Regions from separate parts of the Homo sapiens genome. Here region 2 is linked to region 1. Evidence: chromatin contacts called from ENCODE Hi-C or POLR2A ChIA-PET data. All regions are on one chromosome and are shown on one strand. The core of a region is the stretch at or near the end of the contact, and the rest is flanking DNA. Distances in the headings are between cores, read along the strand shown. Region 1 holds the start of PPM1B-DT (PPM1B divergent transcript). Region 2 holds the start of MCFD2 (multiple coagulation factor deficiency 2, ER cargo receptor complex subunit).

Region 1 (7,279 bases), core at 2,813-5,312:
TATAAATGACATCTAAAGAGATTGTGATGCTTGGTAAAGACTGGGAATCTCTGCTCTAAGCAACTTGTGACCTCGCAGTTCCCTGATTGTTTGGGCTCCCTTGCAGCTAGGGGTGATCATGTGATTTCCTCACCCAACTTTTTCTACATTACATTTAATATTGTTTTTATTTAAAACTATATATTGGGGAATGATTTGCATTACTAAGAGACTCTAAAACTCTTCATGTGGCTCTGGAGAAAGATGTTACGATTCCCATTTTGCAGAACAAACCAAGGCTCAGATAGCTTAGTTACTAGCTCAAGTCACACAGCTAGTTCGTAGCAGAGCACATTATGATGGTACTCAGGGTTTATGACACATTATGTTTATGATGGTAAACAGCAGTTTTCAAAGTTGTGACTCTTGTTGGGCTTTCTTTAATGGTTTAGTATTTTAAGCAAATAAAGCATACAACAAAGTTAACCTTCAAATCTGTTCTGGGGTGTCTCCATACTTTTTTTTTTTTTGCTCTTGGTGATTGAAAGTATGAATGATATGGAATTATCAGCCCACCTAAATGACTGAGCTTTGTATTTGTTTTTGGGTCAACCAAGGGAAGGTGAGAAGGAAGTCAAGCAAGCCAAGAAACTGTTCTCATGCCTTTCTGTAGTTGCTTGTATTCACAGGACAAGGGTCCCTAAATGTCTTCAGTTTTTTATCCTTAGCATGGTTCCCATTTTAGAAGCTGAGGTCTCAGACTCCCTTCTGCTTACATAAGGGGTGTCAGGCAATGGAGTGTGATTAAAGAAAATTTAATTTTTTTATAAGTCACTTCAATAATACTTCCTGCGGACTGTATGATCTCACGCTGATAATAAAGGGGACAGTGGAAATGTGAGATATACATATGTTCTCCCAACATGCAAAAGTGAGGAAATTAATTTACTTTACATCTGCCTCCATTATCCTGTGCCAGAGGGTCTCAAACATTGATGCGCATAAAAATCATCTGCAGGTCAGGTGCGGTGGCTCACGCCTGTAATCCCAGCACTTTGGGAGGCTGAGGCGGGAGGATCACTTGAGGTCAGGAGTTTGTGACCAGCCTGACCAACATGGTGAAACCCCGTCTCTACTAAAAATACAAAAATTAGCCAGGCGTGGTGGTGGGTGCCTGCAATCCCAGCTACTCGGGAGGCTGAGGCAGGAGAATCACTTGAACCTGGGAGGCGGAGGTTGCACTGAACCGAGATTGCACTACTGCACTCCAGCCTGGGCGTCAGAGTGAGACTCCGTCTCAAAAAAAAAAAAAAAAAAATCATCTGGGGAGCTATTTTAAAATTCACCTTTCTGAGCCTTGTCCCCAGAGTCCCTGATTTGTAGGCATGAGTGGACCTGGGAATCTCTATCCCAGAATCCCAGATGATTCGGATGCTGGTGGTCTATTCACCATGCTGTAAGAAACACCATTCTCACACAAACTTGATGAGTAGGTTTTAAAAATCTGAATTGCAGAGGCGGAGCCGCCACCCTGCCGCGACTTTCAGTCTCCGACCATGGCCTCACGCTGGTGGCGGTGTGCCCGGCTCCCCCGGCCTTGCAGGGCCTCCAGGGCCGCGCGCCGCTGCCGGCGCCCGCGCTCAGGCTCATAGGCGGAAGGGATTCGGCTTGTCTCAGATACCCTATTTTAGTCTTGTGAAGCGCTTAACATCTGCCTGTCCAAATGTATACAGTATATCACGGTTTTATCACACAACCCCGGACAGTAAAACACACAGTGGTGAGAAATATACAGATCACCGATCCTTTCAAATTCGGTTGCAGAGACTTGAAAGGTCTGTATGAGGACATTAGAAAGGAACTGCTCATATCAACAACAGAACTTCAGGAAATGTCTGAGTACTACTTTGATGGAAAAGGAAAAGCCTTTCGACCAATTATTGGGGTGCTAATGGCCCGAGCATGTAATATCCATCATAACAACTCCCGATCCGATGTCCAATTTTCACAAGCTGATTGCTGAGAAGGTTCTAGGCGGCGTCTGTTAAAAAGCATTGCTGTCTGTTAATTTGACATGTGCAAGCCAGCCACCGCGCCATAGCCTTAATTGCAGAAATGATCCACACTGCTAGTCTGGTTCACGATGACGTTATTGACGATACAAGTTCTCGAAGAGGAAAACACACAGTTAATAAGATCTGGGGTGAAAAGAAGATACGGTTTTTTGGTTTTTTAAAATCTCTCTTACCGAATCACATGCTTTTTGGACCGCGTTTGCTTTTTCAGATTTGTCTTATTAAAAAGTAAAATATGCTTGCTCAAAAAACAAAAAAACCCGAATTGCAATTAAGTCTTTGTTTCTGCCGTCCTTATGACGGCCTGGACAATTGTCCTATTACTAAATTTGCCCTTTTCTATAAAACATTGACAGCCCCTAACCTGAATAGCACTCTGTTGGGTCTAAGCTTAAATTGTCTGCCCAAACCATTTTACACCAAAGTAGGAAATAGGTTTAAGTTCTTTTAGGACATTCGGATTAAAAAAAAAATATATATATATATATATATCCTAAGGTAAGTATTAGAATACCTCTATTACACTTTTGTTTCTCGTTTGGAGAATTAACATGGCAGCATCGTCTAATTTGATAGCTGGAGGAGTCATGTCCACTTTCCCCATCGGCCTGTTAAACCCCTATCATTCATTCTTGACTCATCCTGTGTCTTTGTGAAGCCTTTCTTGGTAAACCTATGCACAAGGAAGACCCTTTATGTCGTCACCAGCCCTTGTGCATGTTTCAATTGTAGTACCTATCATCTTGTACTGCGATTGCCTAATTTATTTTTGTATCTCCAGTTCTACATACAGTACCTGGCAAACAGTAGGCGCTCAATAACTGCGAAATGAACAAGTCCATGTCAAGAGACTAGGCTGGGAGTTTTAATATCAATGCCGACTGAGAAACAAAATACGGAAATGTCAAGGGCTGGTATAAAAATAATCTCTAATAGCACAAAATCCTCCTGAAGGGAACACCTGTCCCACTTTCTCACGTTGCTTTCCAGGTTCTTCCGACACCCCAATTTCCCGCCCACTCTTCTCCCTCCGGGGTACAGGTCAGGCAGGTATCCCAGCTCGGCGGCTCTGATAGGTCGGCGATGATTTCATTGTTAGGGAACATCCGGGCCTTTCCCCTCCCCGCAACACCTCCCCAGAGCCCGGCCTTCCCAGTTTCCCACTCTCGCCTGCGCCCCACCCGCGGCTGAAGCAAAACAACCGCCTCTCCCCTGCCCACTTCTTGTCCTCGTCTGAGTCGTCCCTTCCCGTCTCCACGCCGAAGAGAGGCGTTTAGATCCTCCAATGAGGGCCTAGGAGGACTTTCTTAGCCAATCAGTAGCCAAGCCCCTGCAATTCCGGGTGGGACCAGGCGTCCACACCTATAGCTGGACTGCTCGTTGGTCCCTTATGGCGCTTCTTTTACGCGAGGCTTAGAGGTCAAATACAAGGGGGCACGGTCCTCACAGAACGGAAAGGATCCGTACAGACTCTCCGGGTTTGACCGTTTTCTAGGACGAACCAATCGCTTTCCAGATACTTCCCCGCCTTTTGCGCGTTCATTTGAAAAAAGCCGGTGTGACGGACTTGGAAATTGGCTCAGTGACTGACCCGCAAGAAAGCCAGTGACTGGGGGTTCGGATCACGAGTTGGACCAATAAGAAAAGACAATCGCTGGGGCCGGGGCTTTGCTAGGAGGAGCGCAGGTGGGCGTTATTTGATTGACGGAGGGCTCTACTTATGGCTGGTAGCGGGGGCTGGTCCCTGACGTTCGGGAGGTAGGACCTAGCGGAGGCGGGGCCGAATAAAGTAAATGGTAATAAAGGGTTGGGTCTCACTTAGTGGGCGGTGTTTGATGGACAGCTGACCTTGCCTATTGAAAGTAGCCACTGATGCCCAATGGGAAATTAGAAACCCAGAGGCGGGGCCGGGTGGGCGGGGTAAACGAAGTACGGAGGTGCCGAGGGAGCAGCACGGGGAGGGGGAGCGGTGATTGACAAGACTCCCAGCAAACCGGGGGCCGTGAGAGGGCGCGCGGCATCCCAGTGGGTGGCAGCTGGAGGCGGGGCACCCTGAGGGGCGGGGAAGGACTAGGGTGCGGGGAGGGGGTTGCAAAAGGAGCCGAGCGGCTTCTGCTCAATGGCGGAAAAGCCGCCGGTGCTCTGACGGCCTCGTTCCCCTAGCAGTTGCGGGGGAGTTTCCTGCCGGCGCGGCTGGAGTCTCTGATTCTCAGGGTTCGGTGGTTGGAAGATGCTCCAGAGAGACGAGGCTGCGGCGGAGGAGGTGGCGGCGGCCGAATCGGCAACGGCGCTAGGGTGGAGAGAAGGCGGCATCGGCGGCGGCGGCGGCGTGAGGGGCCGGGCGGTGTAAACAGCCCCGGAGGCGGCGGTCGAGACCCCGAGGGGGAAGCGGCGGCTGAGTCAGGGTCGCGCCTCCGTTGGAAACTTGGGCTGAGTACCGCGGCGGGCGCGAGCGAGGCGCCCTAGACATCTTCTCCCTCCCTTGCCTCAGGTAAGGCCGCCCGGCACCCCGCCGGAGGGGAAGCGGCTGACCGGCCGCGCCGCCGAGGCCCCGGGCCCTGGGCAGGTTTTCGCGGTGCTGCCGAGCCGCGGCCGGGGCCTCTGTCCTTCCGAATCCTCGCTGCTTTCCCTGCTGCCGCGGAGCCTAGGCAGGGGAACGCCGGGCCTGGCTCTCGGGTATAGGCCCCTTCCCCGGCCGCCGCCTCCGCTGGGCTGAGGTCTGGGAGAGGCGCAGGGAGAGAATGGGAGTTTGCTGGAACGCCTGGAAGCTGACTGATTCTCTCTTCCCTCCGCTTCAGTCTGCAAGCATCTCTTTCACACGAAAGCACTGGGGCTACCCCAAGCCTTGGCGCTTCTCTTCCTGGTGCATGCCCTGTTTGAAAACACTATCTTTTACCATTCGTTTCCTCATCAGCTTCTGCCCTACTCTGCGCTCCACTTCACTTCCTTGTTAAATCGTCTTTCTCTGCTGTCTATGCGTTCTACCCTCGCCTTCCCTCCTTAGTGGCTTTAAATTGTGTGTTTCTCTTTTCTTCGTACCCCGGCATCTCTTGCCTGTCTTCCCTAGCACCATCCTTTTCGGATGTCATTCCTAACAGTGAAGTTCTTAATTGAAACTGCCACTTATTGTCAGTACCCCAAATCTACCGGAGCCCCATTAAGAGTATAGACTGACTAGCCATATGTGGTAAATCAGTTTTTCATAGTTTAAGCCTAACAACCTTGAAAAAATTGTATTATTAAACGTAAAGTGTGAAAATAACACCGAAAATAATTTTTTAAATGAAGGACTCAGTGAGTGTTGGAAATAGTTATTTCTTCATTTTTTAAACTTGCATGACCTCTCATATCAGATTTAGCAGATCTGGGACGTTTGCCCATCTTATTCGGCAAAAAAAGTGCTTCTTAGGCGTTTGATAGCAGCCCAAATTCATCAATATTCAATTTCTTCTAAGAACAACTTGAAAACTTTTTTAAAAAGAGACGTTAATAACTGGGAAGTTGTTTTGATAGTCACAGTTAAAGAGCTTTTAAAATAGGCTCCACATGTTTAATGTATCAAAATAAAGTTGGCAGGCATGTTGTAAAAGGATTATTTAGGAATTTGAGTAGTCTTAGTGTTATGTAGCTATTTTAGGAAAAACATTCTTTTTCTGTTAACAAACGTTTACAACTACGGTGATGTGAGAATTACTGAGGCTTACTGTGGGATTAACACAGGAACTGTCTTTATTTGAGCTACTGCATGGATGAAGAAGTGGTAAATTGTTCAGAGTAGACAGTGTAAGTCACAGTATGTTCTAGGAGATGGAGAAACATGCCATGGACGCTGAATGTTAATAGATGTTATTTCATTTACTTTCTCTGTTGTGCAATAGCAAAGTTCCTATTGTTGGCCTACTTTTAAATGGGGCATTTCTAAGTAAATAGTGAGACAAGTTATTCTAATTATTATGATAGTCTTTTCCAAGTGTACAGGCCTTTTAAAAATATAGTTGAAGTAATGGTAATTTTTTAAGGAAATGTTTTTGTAGGTCTGCCAAATGGACAGTGTGTTGTTCTAATCGAAATTTTAAAATTAAGTATTTAGAACAGAATATTTTAGTCCACACATTTTCAGGGATAATCTTTATTTTGTGCTTCTTCTCTCAATGCCTTCTTTGTCTTTTTTTTTGTCTTAATGGTTGTTGTGTTTTCGCCTCTTCATTTGTTTTTGCTCTCATGAAGTCTTACAACAGTTTCTGCAGTGGTTCTTTTTGTTGCTGTATATTAGCACGAGTATTTTTATTTGAGCTTTCATACTGTAAGATTTCCCCAGTTTCTAGTACATTATCCTCTGGATTTGTTGAAGTGATTGTTCTCTTTGAAGTGACCAGCAGAGCTTTCAACACCGTTTTCTTACACTGGGTGTCTGATTTCTGTGAAGACTCTAGGAATAGGTGAAAGGCCTTTCAATTTAGTCATGTCAGTAAATACTGTTTTATGTTAGTAATTCACCTAATTACTAAATTCCTTAAGATTACATCATCTGAAGGAATAGTGTAGTGTCCAAGTAACTGTGCTTCTAAGAACAGCTGATTCACAGGTTGACAGGGTCAGAAAAAGTGGCTCTTGTTGAAAGTTATCTTTTCTATAACAAACATTTTTTATGGAATCTTTTGAATTAAAATATGATGCTGATTATGTCTTGGCAGTCTTGGAAGCTTAGAATTGGCCACGGTATCACTTAGTGATTGTGGTGATTCATTAAAAAGAGGCTATATAGGCCAGGTGCGGTGGCTCATGCCTGTAATCTCAGCACTTTGGGAGGCTGAGGCGTGTGGATCACTTGAGGTTAGGAGTTCATGACCAGCCTGGCCAACATGGTGAAACACCATCTCTACTGAAAATACAAAAATTAGCCAGGTGCGGTGGCGCGTGCTTGTAATCCCAGCTACTCAGGAGGATGAGGCAGGAGAATCACTTGGACTCACGAGGTGGAGGTTGCAGTGAGCCGAGATTGTGCCACTGCACTCTAGCCTGGGTGCCAGAGTAAGACTCTGTCTCAAAAAAAAAAAAAAAAAAAAAAAGCTGTATTTCATGAATATTTTTATATGTAACTATTTTAAAGTATTTTGTGACATTACCTAGCATAGAAAGTAGTTAAGTAGTATAATTCTAACTCTCGCTTTTAAAAATGCAACATACAGTATTTTATATTTTCTGTGAAATATGCCTTTCACAAT
Region 2 (7,279 bases), core at 1,810-4,309, 2.7 Mb after region 1:
TGGATGGGCTTTAAGAGGACTTGGACTGAATCCACATTCCCAGTATCAGGCACAGTGCCTGGAACAGAAGCTGCTGGTTCTTAGCCTGTGTGCCATGGTCCTTGGGGAGCTGGGGGGATTACCACCTTTGCAGATATGCTGCCAATTTTTAATGTCACTGTAACTGAAGATGAAACTTTTCTTTTGGAGATATCTATCATGGAACTCATGGCACCATTTCCTCCAACTATGTGATTGGATGCTTAGTATATCAATTTGGTGTGTGTGTGTTGGGGGTGGGGGAAATTCTATTTAGATAACACCAAAAAGCAACCAAGTGATTAATCATGTAGTAACTATGAGTCCAAAATATCCCTTCTTTAAGGGAGGTGGGATAAAGGCCAAGAATCACTGATTTTGAACTTGTCTCATTTTGGTTTGCTGTTGCAGGTTTCTAATCATTGGAATGCAACAAAAGCCAAATCGATAAACATAAAGAAAAAAAATTCCTCCAAGTGGTACACTGAAAACAGGGAATCGGGCTGGGCATGGTGGCTTATGCCTGTAATCTCAATACTTTGAGAGGCTGAGGCAAGTGAATCACTTGAGCCCAGGAGTTCAAGACCAGCCTGGACAACATGGTGAGACTCCCTCTCTAATTAGAAAAAGAGAGAGAGAGAGAGGAAGAAAGGAAAGAAGGCAGGCGAGGGAGGGAAAGATAGAAAACAGGGAATCTAACTGCCACCTAACAAATTAAACTGCTGACAGTCAAGAGAAAGCATAAGCAACTCCCTCTACCCAAATAACAGGTTGCATCATCCATGCTCTAACTACTTAGCTCAAGGCCATGGGCTAACAGCCTGAAGATAAGCCCCAGCTCACTGGCCTTCTTTAGGAAATTATAAAGGCCAGGCTGAAGAAAAACCCAACGGAGGAGAAATTTCTGCAAAGGGACTTCAGGGCACAACCCATACCTTGAGACAGCCCTCACAAGGCGCAGCCTCAGTCCTGGGAGGGCAGTGCTGGACCATCAGGAGCAGTGCGCCTCCCAGTGCCTTGGCTGTCACAGTGCTCCCCTCCTGCTCTGCCAGCCTCTTCCTGTACCACAGCCTCCGCTCCTACTGGTTCCATCTGTCCATCTCCAACTTCCTTCCAGGACAGGTTCAAATGTCACCTCAGGATTCTTCCAGCCAAGACCAATTGCTCTCTCATCCGACCTCAGTCTGTAGCCTCTCACACTCATTTGACCTGAACATACGATCACAGGTTGTTCTCCTTTTCCATTTTTCTCTTTTCCTCCCTCTCTGAGAGTCAGGACCCTCTCTCCTCTGGCTCTCATTTACCTTACTGATCTCTGCTGAGCTGACCTGGCTCATCGCTGAATCAGGGAAGTGAGTCTTGGCACCTAGGTGTATTGTTCCCTATCCCACAGCGGATCTAGCCTAAGCTGGAACTTCCTTTGGAGGCTTCCAGTGGTTTGACCTGGCCCAACCCTTTCTTCCTGGTGTGTCATCAGTCCTATCAGCACTAAGTTTGGGGCCAGCCTTCCTGCCAGCAGCTAGTAGCAGCTTCTCCCTCAAGGGGCCCTTGGTTAAGAATTCAAACCCAAAGCAGCCAAACTCACCAACATCCAGACATCCTGTACCCACAGCCAATGCCAAAGAAAAACTGACCAGTACTTTGTCACTTACCCCTGTCATGGTCCTGGAATGAAGGCAAGAAAATAACCAACTTCCTAAGCTAAAGAAACCTCTACACGGACTGAGGGTTGAGAATTGGTTCTGAAAAAGCAGGCATTTAATATTAATAACTTGATCTATTTGTTCATCTAGGGAGCCCAAGGAGCACCCATGCTGCATTTATACATTTAATGACCGTACTAACAGCACAAGGTACTGAAGATAGTACTATGACCTCGACAAACTCCTCTCACACAGATTACAACCTGGTAGAAAAGAGAGACCGGCAGGCAGACACCCATGGGGTACCACGAAATCCCCAACTGACACCTGAAATAACACATAAAGGATAAGAAGGATTATTTCAACCAAAGGACAGTGCCTCAGACATAGCGAACATACTGAAGGAACATGTAAGCCCAGAAGGAACTTGTTCTGATCTAAGAACCAAAAAAGATTCAGTATGGTTGAAGACACAGTACAGTCGAGACAAATGAATCTAAAGTTAAAGGAAGACAGGTCATGAAGGGCTTTGCAAGCCCCGTTCAAGAGCTTGGAAGAGCAATGAGAATCCACCAAAGGGTGATAAGGGAATGGGGGGACGCTTCTGGTCACATGATCAGATTTCTGTTTTAAGACCATGGCTGTAGCCTCTCTGTATAGAACAAACTACAGAGGATGAAGAAGAGATGCAGGGATCATCAGGAAGACACCGAGGTAGTCCAGAGAAGAAAAGGTGGCCTGAACTAGGTAGGGCAGGGGGATGGGACTGGAGAATGAACGTATCCAAGACAACTTTGCAAGGGATTCGATGTGGGTGGGTAAAGGAGTGAAGCAAGTGAGAATGATGCCCAATTCTGGCTTGGGCACCCGGGTGGATGGCCATGCCCAGAGAGGGAATACAACAGGAGATCAGCTTCCCCCGCCGGGCCCGACAGGACCTGTGGTCTCCCCGAGAGAGGGAACAAGGAGCAGAGGGAGAGTAAGGCTTCCGGCCCGCTGCTTTTGGGCCGGGCCAGGAGCAGTGTCCACCCGACACAGCTGGTCCCACAGGCCGATCCTCGGGCCCCTAGGGACCAGGGAAGGGGGCGGAGATCTGCCCAGTCGGCCCCGTCTGGCTCCAGAGCCCCCGGTGGGGCACAGGCTTCCGCCCCGGGAGACAGGCCGTGCTCCTAGCCGGTTAAGCGTCCCGAGACGGCCTGGGGGCCCAGCCCGCGCCCCCAGACTACTCCTGCCTCTCATCTTGAGCCCAAGCCTCCAGCCCACAGGAGAGGCGCCGGGATCCCGCCCGCTGCGGAGAGTGCGCTAGTTCACTCACCCTTACGGTCTCCGAAGCAGACGCGAAGCCCTCCAACGTGAGCCTCACCAGCCCCCGTCCCCAAAACGCTCTTCCTCGGCTTCGCCCCGCCCCCCCCCCCCCCCCGACCTGCCCTGCGCACGCGCGCTCCCTGCCGCCCGCCCATTGGCGCCGCCGGGCCCCTCCCGCTGGCGGCGGCGGGCTGTGAGGACGGCTCGCGTGAGTCCACGTGTAATCGGCCCGGGCCCAGCACTGGCGGGACTGACGCAGTTCTTCTACCTGCTTTCCCAAGGGCGACACTCGGCTCCACTCCAGTTGGGCCGCTGGACGCCCTAGGGGCCCGGCAGTTGCTAGGCAACGCCGGAAGCCCTCAGGAACGTAGTTCCACGGGCGACGTAGGATGGCGGATCCGGATGGGGCGGACCCCAAAGCTGGCTCCCAACTCCGCTCACCCCCTCCTATACAGGGCTCTTGGTTCAGGTCTCTTGGTTCGTCCTGCTGCAAGTTGGGAAGAAAGATAATAGGAATGCTAATTCCTTCTTGATGAAACGACCACAACACGCTGGAGCCGGCCTTGGACCCTACGTTTCAAGATTGGCCTGCTTCCAGCGTCTGCCAGCTCCACTGCACAAGCTGCGGCAGCCGCTGTCCCCGTTCGCTTCCACGGGAGTCCCAGCAAGACTATGCGACCCAGTTCAAATACCATCTTCCATGTACCGTTCGTGAAATCAGCAGCTTTTGACATTCAAGAGAGGACAGATTACTTAAAAACAGACTCATGAACAAATAGGGAAACGAATACATCATCCCTGTATCGAATTCATCCCTGTATAATCCTGCCCTTACACCTGTGCTCCTATACAAGATTAACATTCAGTAAGTATCCATTGACCTGATGGATAAATGAGTGTAGGACGGTCGTTTTGTTTTTTTGTTTTGTTTTGTTTTGTTTTGAGACGGAGTCTCGCTCTGTCCCAGGCTGGAGTGCAGTGGTGGGATCTCGGCTCACTGCAACCTCCGCCTCCCAGGTTCAAGCTCTTCTCCTACCTCAGCCTCCCGAGTAGCTGGGATTACAGGCGCGTGCCACCTTGCCCGGCTAATTTTTGTATTTTTAGTAGAGACGGGGTTTCACCGTGTTGGCCAGGCTGGTCTCTAACTGCTGACCTCTTGATCCTCCCGCCTCAGCCTCCCAAAGTGCTGGGATTACAGGCGTGAGCCACCACTCCCGGCAGGACGGTCGTTTTTTTTAAAGCCCTTCTCCCATTTCTGTCCATAAAGGTACATAATCGTTTTTCAAATGAGCCTGGGTCCGGACAGGAAAGACAAAGAAAGTGGCTAAGTAGTTAGATGCCTTGAAAGTTGCCTAACGCCACTGCCATTGACGGTCTCATTCCTTTTCCCACCTTCATCTGAGATTGAAATCTGCCACCCCATCCCAGAGAAAAATCCCATAATCCCTAATTTTTTTTTCTTTTTTTAAAGAAAAGAGTCTCCATGGTGCCCAGCTCGTCTCGAACTCCTGGGTTCAAGCAATCCTCCCACCACCTCCGCCTCCCAAAGTGCTGGGATTACAGGGGTGAGCCACCGCGCCGGGACAAAGAATCCCTAAGTTTTGAGGAAACCCTATTAATTCAAGACCCATTCTTCTTTCCTTACTCTGAACTTTGGATTAGTTTGATCTAGTTCCTCCTTCTACCCTGCATCTGCCATTCATCCATCTCTTCATCCATTCATCCACCCCTCCCTTTGTTCATTTATTCATTCAATAACATTTCTTGAATATCTTCTATGTACTAGGCGCTCTACTAGGAGCTACTAGAGATACAAATAAGACAAATGAAGTGTCAAGAAGCTGGTGTCTGGTAGATGGATAAAGTGTCCTCATTCTAGCCAGTGCTTTCATTTTTTTCCTATGGATGTTATCCTGTGTTATGTCTCTCTTGAATCTACAGTCACTCCCTCTCTACCAGATAATTCCCATCAACATATAAACTTGCTGTATTTTCTCCCCCACCATACCACTGAAACTGCAATCTCCATGCAAATCTAGTGGTCTCTTTGATCTCTTGTTTTTATTTTACTTGCCCTCTCAACACTGTTTTATCAAAGCCAACCACTCTCACTTAGAAACACTTTCTTCTCTTGTTTTCTGACACCACACACTCTGGGTCCTTCTGCTACCTCACTCATTATCCTTTCTTGGGCTTCTTAATTGGCTTCTCAATCTATAATTATCAAAGTGTCCAGGGTTCTGTTCTGAGTCACCTTCTCTATCCACCCTCCCTATGTGAGTTTACCTAGTCCTGTGCTTTAGATACCATTTATAAATAGATGACTCCAAAATATGTCTCTCTGACAATGACCTCTCTGTGTAATTCCTGGCTCCTGTAAATAACTGCCTACTTGATGTCTCCATATGAATGTCAGACTGGCATCTCAAACTTAATGTGTCCCCCCAAAATCTTGATTTTCACCCCCAAACCTGCACCTCTCTCAGTCTTGTGCATTTTAGTAAATGTCACTGGTACTCATTCTGTTGTTCAAGCTAAAATTCTACGAGCTGTTTTTGATTTATCTCATCCCTTTACCTTTAAATCCTTCAGCAAAGCCTGTTGATGCTATCAAAATGTATCCTGAGTCTTTGACTTCTTTCCACCTCCACTAAACCATCTAGTCCAGTAGTAGATGATGCTGCTGGACTACTTGAGAGAGAGCTTCCTAACTGACCGTCCTGCTTCCATTCTTGCCCTACTGTAGTCCATAAGTGAGAAGCCACCTTTGATTAAGCCATTTTATAGGTGGGTGTTCTGTAACTTGTAGCTGAACCCATTCCTAACAGGCAAATAATTTGGTACCAGAAGCAGGATGCTAAAAACAAGACACTAAAATATGGAATTGGCTAACTGGAGGTTAAGGTAGCCAGTGTTAAAAGACTGTATGTCAAACTGGAAAGTTGGTGACCCTTATAAGCCGTAGTGAAACTGTCACTTGCTGGACCTTGGATATAGGCCACATGCCAACCAATGCTATATTTTTGGAGAAATCTCACGAGCAATATGGAACATTAGTGAGTGTTGCCTTTTTTAGTAGCTTTCAGCAGACTCCTTCAAGAGAAGGGCAACTCTACGTTGGAAATAACTGATTTGAAAGCAGAGATTAAAGAAAGTAACGACTAGGTAAGAGAGGATCTCTTTACCTGCAACCAGGAGTCTCATAACTTGGAACCTTGCTGAAATACCCCATTTACTTTGTGTACTCAGGTTGAAACTAGTACAAGTAGAGACAGAGAGGTGGCTTTATCAGGAGATAGGACGGCCATCCCAAGATACCAGAATGGCCTCTAGGTGGCATCTCTTTCCTCAGCTGTTTTGAATTGTCTCAAGACAATGTTTTACCTATGTAGGGGATTCCAGAGTGGATGAGAATAGGGGTGAAAATAAGATTTCAATTTACACCTTTTAGTATTGCTTTGATGTTGTAAACTACATATTACTTATTTGGAAAAATAAATAGAAAAATATTGAATAAAAACAATTTAAAGACTCTAGATAGGCTGGGTGTGGTGGCTCACGCCTGTAATCCCAGCACTTTGGGAGGCCGAGGCGGCAAATCACCTCAGGTCAGGAGTTCGAGACCAGCCTGGCCAGCATGGTGAAACCCTGTCTCTACTAAAAATACAAAATTAGCTGGGTGTGGTGACGCATGCTTGTAATCCCAGATACTCGGGAGGCTGAAGCAGGAGAATTGCTTGAACCCGGGCAGCAGAGGTTGAGGTGAGCTGAGATCGCACCATTGCTCTTCAGCCTGGGCAGCAAGAGCTAAACTCTGTCTCTAAATAAATAAATAAGACTTTAGGTAAGTTATTTGTGATTACTATACATGAAATTGATCAGAAGTCTAACAAATGATTGAGGTAATCCTGTGTCCCTAAAATCTCAAGCCTGGTTAACAACAGTCTCTTGCTGTTGGGCCCTGTGGTAATCTCTGAACCCTGGAATTCCTTCTAACAGGGAGTAGGATGCAAAAGGTGTGCGTTCTGCACAAGTAGAGGAAAAAACAAGGGTGCGGCTTCCAGATTCTCCAACTGAGAACTTAATACACTGCCACCAAAGAAACTGCAGTTTCTTTTGTTTAGAGAAAAGGTCTTGCTCTATCACCCTTGCATTGGATGAGGGTGACCTCAATGGGTTGCATGTTCTAGGCTCCCCTGTCAGCTGGGATGGGGCTTTGTATTTCTCTCTCCCTTATTCATATTTCTGATAAGGGTGAACTGTGGTGTTAAAAGCTTGGAATTTTGGCATGTGTTGTGTTGTTCTGAATTCAG

What was found. A loop is a pair of places that touch in the nucleus more often than their neighbours do. ChIA-PET counts read pairs that join two places held with the same protein, here RNA polymerase II (POLR2A). Pooled maps may share reads with other maps.
Region 2: a map of B cell shows a loop between it and region 1 (17-fold over the local background). The contact joins the promoter of MCFD2 here to the promoter of PPM1B-DT in region 1. A Hi-C loop is called at or near these places in 2 of 168 maps with a recorded cell type or tissue (B cell and naive thymus-derived CD4-positive, alpha-beta T cell) and 8 of 50 pooled maps. POLR2A ChIA-PET finds 5 or more read pairs at or near these places in 1 of 52 experiments (activated T-cell).

The regions. Positions count from the first base shown.
Region 1 is chr2:44,164,730-44,172,008 of GRCh38, forward strand. It overlaps PPM1B-DT (PPM1B divergent transcript), which reads right to left and starts at 4,063. Exons shown (of 2, transcript XR_940034.3): 1 at 2,569-4,063. It overlaps PPM1B (protein phosphatase, Mg2+/Mn2+ dependent 1B), which reads left to right and starts at 4,146. Exons shown (of 6, transcript NM_002706.6): 1 at 4,146-4,545. It also overlaps the pseudogene PDSS1P2. RefSeq lists silencers at 3,847-4,176, 4,497-4,706.
Region 2 is chr2:46,912,747-46,920,025 of GRCh38, forward strand. MCFD2 (multiple coagulation factor deficiency 2, ER cargo receptor complex subunit) reads right to left here and starts at 3,060. Exons shown (of 4, transcript NM_139279.6): 1 at 2,977-3,060. It also overlaps a transcript of TTC7A not described here. RefSeq lists a silencer at 3,047-3,126 and an enhancer at 3,130-4,104.